2 separate regions of the Homo sapiens genome follow, and region 1 is linked to region 2. Evidence: chromatin contacts called from ENCODE Hi-C data. All regions are on one chromosome and are shown on one strand. Each heading gives the region's core, a stretch centred on a gene start or an enhancer-like site at or near the end of the contact. The rest is flanking DNA. Distances are from core to core; before and after follow the strand shown.

What was found. Hi-C counts contacts between places; a loop is a spot of excess contacts on that map. Pooled maps may share reads with other maps.
Region 1: a loop to region 2 is called in a pooled map, with 11 times the contacts of the local background. The contact joins two enhancer-like sites. A Hi-C loop is called at or near these places in 2 of 168 maps with a recorded cell type or tissue (PC-3 and PC-9), 3 of 37 single-sample maps with no recorded cell type and 11 of 50 pooled maps.

What each region holds. Positions count from the first base shown.
Region 1 is chr2:213,012,982-213,018,163 of GRCh38, reverse strand. IKZF2 (IKAROS family zinc finger 2) reads left to right here. Exons shown (of 9, transcript NM_001387220.1): 8 at 4,230-4,373. Among named protein-coding and RNA genes, the nearest start is that of MIR4776-2, 89 kb to the right of the region's middle. Within about 2 kb of position 2,228, at least 2 of the 41 ENCODE cell types and tissues checked have a DNase peak (open chromatin) inside an H3K27ac peak, as active enhancers do.
Region 2 is chr2:212,910,221-212,915,078 of GRCh38, reverse strand. No RefSeq gene overlaps it. Among named protein-coding and RNA genes, the nearest start is that of MIR4776-1, 14 kb to the left of the region's middle. Within about 2 kb of position 2,503, at least 7 of the 41 ENCODE cell types and tissues checked have a DNase peak (open chromatin) inside an H3K27ac peak, as active enhancers do.

The DNA of each region.
Region 1 (5,182 bases), core at 979-3,478, 100 kb before region 2:
AAAGCTTTAAAATCAAACTATGTTATTACCTGTTTTACCTAAACCTAAAGACAAAAATGAAAGTGCAAAGCAGAAGGATAGCCAGCTTAAAATCTATATATATTGTTAGGTTTATGCTTTGAATTGTTTAGGAAAGGGAGGTTCTTTTTCACAGTATAGAGGCATTATTGGGCACCCCCAAACTTTGGAATAAGCTTTTTTGACTTATTTCTATTGGGTGACATCATTCAGTGAACATCCATTGAATATTATATCTCTCTTGTATCATAAAAGGTATTAGAGACACAAATACAACAGAATGCAACCCCTGAGGTTATTTACCAGCTATTGGAAGATAGACCAGTAAAACAACAATTATAGTACTATGTGATAAGCATTATGGAGACAGAGAGGACATACCTAAATCAGCAGAACATCCAAGAGGAATTTCCCGGGATTGAGCTTAGTTTTAAAAAGCAAAAATGTGAACTAATAAATGGAGAAGGGTGTTTCCTGCAGAAAGAACAACATATGTGAACAACTACCAATGTAGCATCTAAAACACTTGGGGTACCTCCATGTGTGTTTGTAAAGAGATGTGGTAGGGAGGAGGAGAGGCAGAAGACTGGATGAAAGGAAGAAATCTAGGATTTTCCACAGGTGACCAGCATGGCTGATGGAGTAAATAGTAGTGTCATTCAGTGATATGGTAATTAGTAGTGTCATTCAGTGATATGGTAATTAGGAAAATAGAAGAAAGAAAGGTAAATGGAGATTTTACTTCTTTTACTATATTCTTTTATGTCTCCATGAAATAGGCAAATAAAACTGTCTAGGAAGATGTTAAATATATAGATCTCAAGCTCTTGAGAGGGGTCTGAGTAGGAAACAAAGATGCAGGATCCATCATAATTTATGTAGTGGCCCAACGTAGTAGTTTTTAATAAGGCAATACGGATAAGTACAGAGTGAGACATCAAGAAGGCCAAGAACACACTAGCAGGAAAAAAATTTCATGAAGATGAGTAAGAGCAGAGTAGGAACATGGAAAGAGTGATTTCACAGAAGCCAAAGCAAGTGTCAGCACTGCCAAATGCTGTCAAGAAAATAACTAAGATAACTGTAAAGTTTTTTTTTTAGATCGGGTAACACGGAGAAAATTTGCAACAATATAGAAGACATCTGTTGTTTTTGCCTGCCTGACATCCCTTCCTCCTTCTCTTGATAACAAGAGTGCCCATTTACCTTTAGAGAACTTTCCTGTTGCATGTAGCTGTGGTGGGACCCTCAGTCCAGGTACTCTGCCCTCTCCTGCTCAGGAGCTAGACATGTGATCTAACCTAGGTCCCTCAGACTTGGAATTTGAATTTGGGTGAACTGTTTGGTTTTTCAAAAGAATACATTGGGAATACACTTATGGTTTTGCCGTTATGGTTATCAACGTGATGAAACAGTGATCTAATGGAATTATGTTTTTATCTTGGTTATAACCTCAAATATAAGGTCAAAGAGGATGTTTGGTTATAAAGTTTGTTCAAACAGGGGAAGTTACCTTATTGGTATATCTTTAGCCCAGATTAATGTCTATGTGATTAATGCATTATTGAGATATCTAGAGAATTTGTTTTATGTTTCTAGCAATGTATACACAGAAATATTTTGATGAGTTGCACCCAGATCCATGAAGCAAAACAAAATCAGATTGGTTACATAATTAAGGAAAAATGTATCAGGTCTTTACCCAATGGCAGACCTTACAAATATGTCTGACTGGTTTACAAAAAGTCAATGCTCAAAATACCTCTACAAAGAGTAGTATAGCGTAATGGTTGAGCCAGGCTCTGGAGCCAGACTCCTAGTAGTAATAACATTCTCTACTAACTAGATGTAAACCCTGAGGAAATTACTTAACATCTCTGGGTCTTTCTGTTCTCATCTGTACAGTGAAGATGGTATTACACCTATTTCATGGAGTTTCTGGATGAATTAAATTAATTATTAAATGCAAAGCCTTAAAACAGCACACAGCACATAGTATACGTCAGTTATTATTATTGCCGATGTGGTAGAAACAAGATCAATTTTTGACATGAAAAGGGCTATTGTAAAGTAGAAATTAGATCAGAACTCTGCCAAAATCATCATTTTCAGTTCACATGAGCTTCATTGAACTCGGGACAAATCATCTGAATTGAGGTGGATGTGGTGTGGGACAGTTCCCACACCCAGGTTTCGTTTTGAGTGTTAAATGCGTTCAAATATGAAAATTCAGGGTGAAACTTAGAGCAAAACTGCCAGGTTTTGGACTACTCATTTCAGAACAAATTAGCATATTTAATTTTGGGGGCAAACCCGTTAACCAGTTTTGCTAGTTTTTTAGCAAAATTTACAACAACATTTTTTTTTTCTTGCCAAATTCTTTCATTTTGGATCTTGGTCTGACATATTTTCATCTTTGGTCCATACTTGGACTGCTTTTTAGTTTTATTGTTATTTCTAATAATGTAGTAAGTGCTTGTAAATCCATCATCCAAACAAAAAGTTAAGATTTTGACCACAATTTGTATCTCATTACCTGGTTCTCCACCACACCACCACCACTGTGCCATTCTTCTGACTCCCCTTACGTGAATTGGTCATCCTTGAATGTTTTTGAAATTCTTTGCTTTTTTGTTGACTCTTTTACTTTTGTGTCACTTTTTTAGTTGTTACTAAAAGAGAATATAATGTTTTATACATAATATCTTGGGACATACTTTTTCAATGTGATAACATCATTAATGATATAGTGCAGACAATGATCTGTTTCCTTGTTCCTCAGTCTCACCTTGAAACTTTTTTCCAAATTAACATCTAATAATTGCACAATCCCTTGCTATTCATAGCCAGAGGACTTCTTATTAAATGTAGATTACAATTCAATTTTTTTGACCCATCTATAGGTTAATCAAAACTTGGATGGAATGTTGATTTCTTTAAACATGTCCAAATCATGAAAACATTTTTTCACACTATGTTTCATTTTCTTCAAAATTGGTAACCTATTGGTTATTAAATACATCAACTGAATTGTGCACTGAATTTTCCTACCTTTCATCTCTTGCTTTCTCACTTATTTTTGTGTCTGCCAAGAGGATCCCCTTATAAATGAGACTACATTTTTTTGTACACAGTGGGACTATCTTATACAAATGAAAGGATCAGAGTAAATCATTTTTACAGGGCATACTGAACAAGTAAAGTTATTCTAAGAAATGAAAGCTTTAGGTTTCCAAACAGTACTGGCACAAGTGCAACTGGAGAAAGCAACAATAAACAACAAGTAATAAGTTATGTTCTTTCCTGAGAACACTGTTTTTAATCAACTGATTCGCCTTGTCTGAGTTGTTACCCTATCCTTAATTAAACATCCTTGGGCAGTATTTCTACTCAAAAAACAACTGTTTTAAGTTCTTTGTCTGCACTATGAATGTCAGTGTCTAAGGGCTAACAGATTAGTCCATAGCAACTTAGAAAAAAGGGATGAATAGGGAACAGCATTGGAGAGTATATGTCAAATGAATTAGGGCAGTAGTTTAGTGAGCCAATGTGCCAATTTAGAAATGGATTCTTCTTCCTGCTGAAGAGCTCTTTTTAAAATAAATTACAATCATAAAGCTGCCACAGTTTACTGTGCATAGACATGTTCAGAATTGGCTCTTCTTCATGAGGGCTGCTTGGTGCAGGTATTTAAGCTACTGCCAATAAGGCTAACAGCTCATCAAATAGAAAATACGCTGCAGGAAAATACATGGGTTAAGAAAAACAGTTAAATACCGTGCTGTTATTTTGTATGTCTGTTTAAGCTTTTCTCTCAAACAAGTTGACTTACTTAAATTGTTTTTTAAAAATAAACTCTAAAAGCCTTGAAAATAGTGCAGTCTTAAAAGTAGTATTGATTTTAGTCAATGCTAAAAACACTTTCAGGGGAATAAGATGAGAAACCACATGAACAAGTTTGCCACCAATAGTGGCAACAGTGTATGTATGTCATGGATTTAAGAGAGACTCAAATAAAAACAAATCCTCTGGTGTATATGTGTGTGTGCAAATTTAAAGAGTATACTTTCACACTAGAGGGTATTCTTTCTACTTGCTTCTACTGAAGCATACTAGCTTTTATAACACATATCGAGATGGCATATCCAGCTTTGTATCATCCAAAATGTTGAAGAAATTATCAGATTGCATTTTTCTATGGTTTTGTATAGTACCTCCTATGGAAGATTGTAAGGAACAAGAGCCTATTATGGACAACAATATTTCTCTGGTGCCTTTTGAGAGACCTGCTGTCATAGAGAAGCTCACGGGGAATATGGGAAAACGTAAAAGCTCCACTCCACAAAAGTTTGTGGGTAAGCATTACAAATGCTTTTGTTTCTTTGCAAGGTGATGTTAATAGGAAAAGGCAAGTTCCCATGTATTAGAAATATATATGGTGTGTTTCAGTTCATGAAATAAATACCCATCTCTTTTCTTCATTATTCTTTTTTACTCTCTGACATTCTGTGTACACCACACTTACACCAACACACACAAATACATATGAGAGATAAAGACTGATAGTGGTCACCATCTCAAAATATGATGATATATAAAGTGAAATAACATGTAAAATAGAAAATATTAATTTCTTTAAAAAATAGTCATACAGAAGAGAAACGGTCCAGCCTATTGGCCAGTTTTGTAATCTGTTTTAAAATTTTCATTAGTGTCAGGTTTTTAGCTGTTTTTTTTTTAACCTATTAACATTTATGCCTAGTGTCCCATTATTGGAACGCTAAGCATGTGGGAGTTATTTATATCCTACTGCTCAAGGTCATCGCCAAGGTCTGATTGCAAAAATTAAAACAAAATTTCAACCTCAGGCATAAATGGGTTAATTATTTTCGTATTTTATCTGGAATGAAGATAATTTTTCTTTTTTTCAAAATTCTGCATTGGAAAAATAATGCAGCAACCTACATTCAAGATGTTTCATATTTGGATCTTTATTTCATATTTTAATCTTTGTTTTTTCATCCAGCCTATGATTTTGAACTGAAAAGATTAAATATCATATATTTAGACTTTCCCTTTTCATTTCCGAACCCTTAGATATTCTTTGATACGCCCAATGTTGGCATCATTCTGGATGCATGCTGTAAGTCATAGATTGTCTCTG
Region 2 (4,858 bases), core at 1,254-3,753:
GAAAAGCTAAAAAGAGAAACTCAGATTACATGGAAACAGGGAGAGAGTGGAATTGGGGGGAAGGCATAGAGAAAATGAAAACAAAAATCCTAATATTCACCAAGGAAAGTATTATGAACTTTGTATACTTTTATTTTTGTTTTCTTCAAGCGAACTGTTCAACGACATTCCAGCATCTGCTGCCTAAACTCATTTCTAATTCACATCTTTAGACACCTGTGCAGTTGGAACAGTTCAGCATTCAAAGGACTTGGACTGGCAGATAAACATGTGATAAACAGATAAAACACCTCACTGTCCGTCCATCTTTTTATCGTTGGCAGGTGCTCTTGAAACAGAATACATAAAAGAAAAGAAAAAATAATCAAACCAACTCTTTATTTTTGCCCTTTTGAATATATTGTAGGAAACAGAAGTTTCTGACATTAGTCTACTCTGATTCAATTAAACAAATACCTTATGCTTGCTCACCACCAAAATGAGGAAGCTGCTTGCCCACAAATTCTCTAAAGGAAGATTCAGAAGAAAAAGGAATTGCAGTTAATCCTTTCCCAGGTCACACCTAAAATAGGTCTCTGCTAATAGGGAAGTTAGTTGTGTTTAAAATATAAATATACATTTTAGAATATGTCGAAGGAATCATTGATAAAAGAGTAGAGTCAGAACTTCAAGTCCCCATTAAAGGGGCTGGAAAATACAAGTACAGTATAGTATTTTCCAAACTGTGTCTTAGGGTCTGAGAACTTCTGTTAGATATTCTCCCAAAAAATAAATCTATAAAGAGTGTTTCTTTGGTTAAGTAATTCTGGGGAAGACTGAGTAAAGAAATTACTGCTTTCTGCAAAATTTGGCAAATGTATATTATGAGTTTCTGAGAGAGAGATGTATATAGTAAGCAGCAACTCTCAAACGTGAAACTATTTTGGCAATGGCAAATAATATCTCATGTTTTAAGGAAAGCAGGCTAGAAAATGCTGACATGGAACAAAATTGTACTTGAAGCTTTGTCTAAGTGTTCTGAGTAGATTATACAATGTATCAGTAAATAAACATTTTGATATCATACCCAATCCACACTAGCCTTCCCATTTTATTTACTTCTAGTTGTATACTGATTTACGGTTTATGCTGAGACATCCAGACTTGACACTCGAATGTGAACGTTAATGTCTCTTCTGATGTGCAGTGATGGGCAGTAAAACCAAAGAAAAAGATCCAACTATCACTTAACAGAGGAGGGCAGTCACTGAGCGCTGAAAGCAGTGGCAATAAATCGCAGCTCCATACAAAGTTAGAAAGTGTCCTTTTGTGTTTAAATGGACACATGGTGTTTGAGAAAAGTCACATTATTTTTTCCTCTCAAAGTGTTTACATTTAGAAAAACATGCTTTGTTTTCTCAATGCAAAATCTCAGTTGTTTTCCAACTAGCCCTGTTCCTCCTCACCCCTTCTCAATTTGGAGTCCTGTTTTTCTCCAGTCCTGCGTGTCAGCTCCATTGCCCTTTTTTTGGGTGTGGATCTTATAACGATTCTGGTAGAAGGAGAACTTTAGCAAAAACAGAGTCATGTAGTTTGATACTGCCTGCTTGTTAAATCTTTGCTGTAATAACATTCTGTTCCTACCTGGTTAAGGTATATTGGAATTTGTCACATGAAAGCACAGCTCCATATCAGCAATAGATGACATTAGAAGAAAGCCATTTGAAGTGACACAGAGACTTTAGTTTAATAGCTGTAATTATTGCCACTGATGAGAATAATGGGGAAAGATATTCATATGTCAAGCAACAGATATTGAAAGAGCCTGAGTCAATCATCTTACATAACTATCCTTAAAAAAAATGTATAAGGATGGGAAGAAGATAATAAGCAAAGCATAAGAAAGGAAACGGAGATGTTTTCCCTTAATTATGGTATCCAGAATATGAGGGAAACAGAACAGTTGTATCTTGTGGCAGGAAGACCGCAAATGAAAGGAGCTCTTTCGTCTTTTTAGTCATATATTCCAGGATCAAAATTCAGGGAGAAAGTGTATTCCCACTGTATGGATCTTTTTCCTTCTGTTGACTCTTGTCTTCCCTGACAACCAGGCAGAAAGCACTCTGGCACGGGCGGGTGATACATCCTGCATAATGCAGCCTATCAGTCATGTAGAACACACCCCACGGCGATCACAATTCTGATTCAAGGCGGGATAAAAAGAGTTCAGTGCACAATGTGGTGTTTAGGGAGGTGATCTGGAAGCATTAACCATACAACTTTGGCAGAAACTGCTTTGTGAATGTGTCAGTGATATCTCAAGTACATGAAAAACCAGCTTTACTGTCCCTTGATACAAGATTAATTTTTTTTTATTTCCAGAGCATTTACCATTGTATGGTAGACAAATATTATCCCTGTTTTTCAGCTGCAGAAACTGGAATGCTAAAAGGTTAAGCAACATTTACAAAGTTACACAGTGAGTCATTTCTTGAATCAGGAAATAAACTGGAGGCCATGATTCCCTTTTCCCTGATTTTGCTGGCCCCACGTGTCATTTAACACTATTTACAGAAGTGTTTTTCTTTATTGTCTTGCAGTGAGCTCTGAGAAGATTTTCTAAGACCTAAAAATCATGAAATGTGACATGTTTTAGGGAGCAGTAAAATTCAGTCAATAACATTAATTCGTCCAACCAGTTTTATTAGCACTGAGTGTGTATAGGAGCCAAAACTTTCCAGTCTTAGTTTTAAATCTACCCATGATTTAAAAATATACACATGACATCTCTTTGCCTTCAGTAAAACAGGGGCAATTATTCCTACTATAGATTTCATAAGAAAATTATGTGATTATATTACATGATATGCTTTGGGTTGAATAAGTGGAATTACTGAATACAATTTTTAAAAATGAGCACATCACTCTTCCTTTACTAGTAAAACTTTGGTAAGTTTCTTATAAAAAAGTTTAAAAAATATTATCTAATTTTAGCATGTGTGTTTGTAGTTGTCAAAATATAAAACAGCCCCTTCTGGAGGTATTTTGTTACGACATAGTTAATATATTGTCATAGTCAGCCCTTGTGCCAACCACTTTGGTATTCTTCCTATGGGGGATTAAGCCTGACCAAATAACCAAACTCTATTTCTCCAAATATCCTGGGTGTTGCTCATTAGTTTTTCTACCCTTGATACTATATTTACATCCCATCTCTAGCTATACACCTTTTAAAACTAGGGCTAAAACGTAGTCAGAAATCCCAAATTGAGTTCCTTAGTACAACTGAACTGTGCTTTTTATAGGTTGCTGCTTTTAAAACGACTTTATTAAATGATAAAAACAGCAAGGATGCAAATATAGGAAAGACAGAAAGAATAACAGAAGTCTGGTTTACACACTGCAGATTTCTGATTCAACTACTCCTGAGTAGAACTCTGCCCTGATAAAATCTGCCTTTCTTACTCCAAATGCCGTTTTGAAGAGTATAGTGCAGGCCTTGCATGCCTATTCTATTTCCCTGGACTTTTTACATTCTAGTTTCTAGCCTTGTTCCACATGGGAGATGCCATCAAATGAACCACCCCAGAGGGGCTTCCTCCACAATGTCCTGACACTTTGTCTCCCTTAATAGTTAGTGAAGGCCTCTGGGAGATTTCTGCCTGCCTTGGTTGTGCTAAAGAGAAACAAGGGGGAGTAACGGTCTTTAAATCAGTTAAGGAGAACAGCCAGACTGGAGGACCCCTCACAATGCTAGCACTGGTAGTAAAAGTGTGACAGCCCCACAGAAAGATAAAATTGGGGGAAATGCCAAAGCAGCTGGATTTCGCACCTATCTTACCACAAAGCTTTTTCTTTCATGACTACATTTTGAGTTTCTAGATTTGGTTTTAGTAAAGAAAAAGGTTGCCTTGGTAAGTTGGTTTCAGTATCTTCATTTTACAGATTAAGAGAGACAGAAAAGCTCAGAAAGGTAAACAACTCATTCTCGGTTATATGAGCCTGAATTGGTAAAGCTGGAATTTGGATGCATTTACCTTTAAAGGGCATCCTCTTCTTTCTGTGGCATGAAGTTGTGCTGTCATCCGATAAGTCATGAGCCCCTCTTGGAGCACTGCAGAGTAGTCATATGTGGGCAGGTGGGCGCAGCCACCAACTAACTTCCCAGGACTTCTGAGAAAGCCCCTTTCCTTTGAGATTTATGTTAAGAAATATTGTTAGTGGCACCCTATCAATAGTAAGAAATAATTATTAATACTAACTAAAAAGTCTCTCTAACTAGGAGAAAGATTTTTTAAAAAAGGAATTAAAAATCATCATAAGAAAAGGATATGGTGAGCATAATATATATGGTAATAATATAGTATTTCATTTTTAAAGAAACCCTACATATTAATGTCTTCTAAACTTTCCATCTGATCCTTTCTGAAGATGATGAAAATATCAAATATGAAATATACAATCAATTCTCATAATTTGCAATTGTTACATCCTATAAAATTGCTGCAAATACTAAACCATTCCCCCTAAGGGAAATACAGGGTCAGGTTCTTCTGTGCCTTGTCACAATTTCATTAACTGATGAATACATAACCTTCTTTTATGTGTGTTTCCATTTAAAGACACATTTAGTATTATTGTTGATTCATTAACATTGAACTTAGAGCTGACAGCACTGTAATTTATGGGTGATTGAAGCTTATCTAATACATATATTTTCTCCCTAAGGCACATCACAGCCTTAGGAACTCTAGACAGCACTTCAGCACCGTGCTTGGGGTTCATTTTAAACTGTGAAACACAACAAAAAGCACAAAAATGCAGAAACAGGTGACAATAAATAGACTGAAAAAAGGCCACTTGTTTACAATATGAGAGC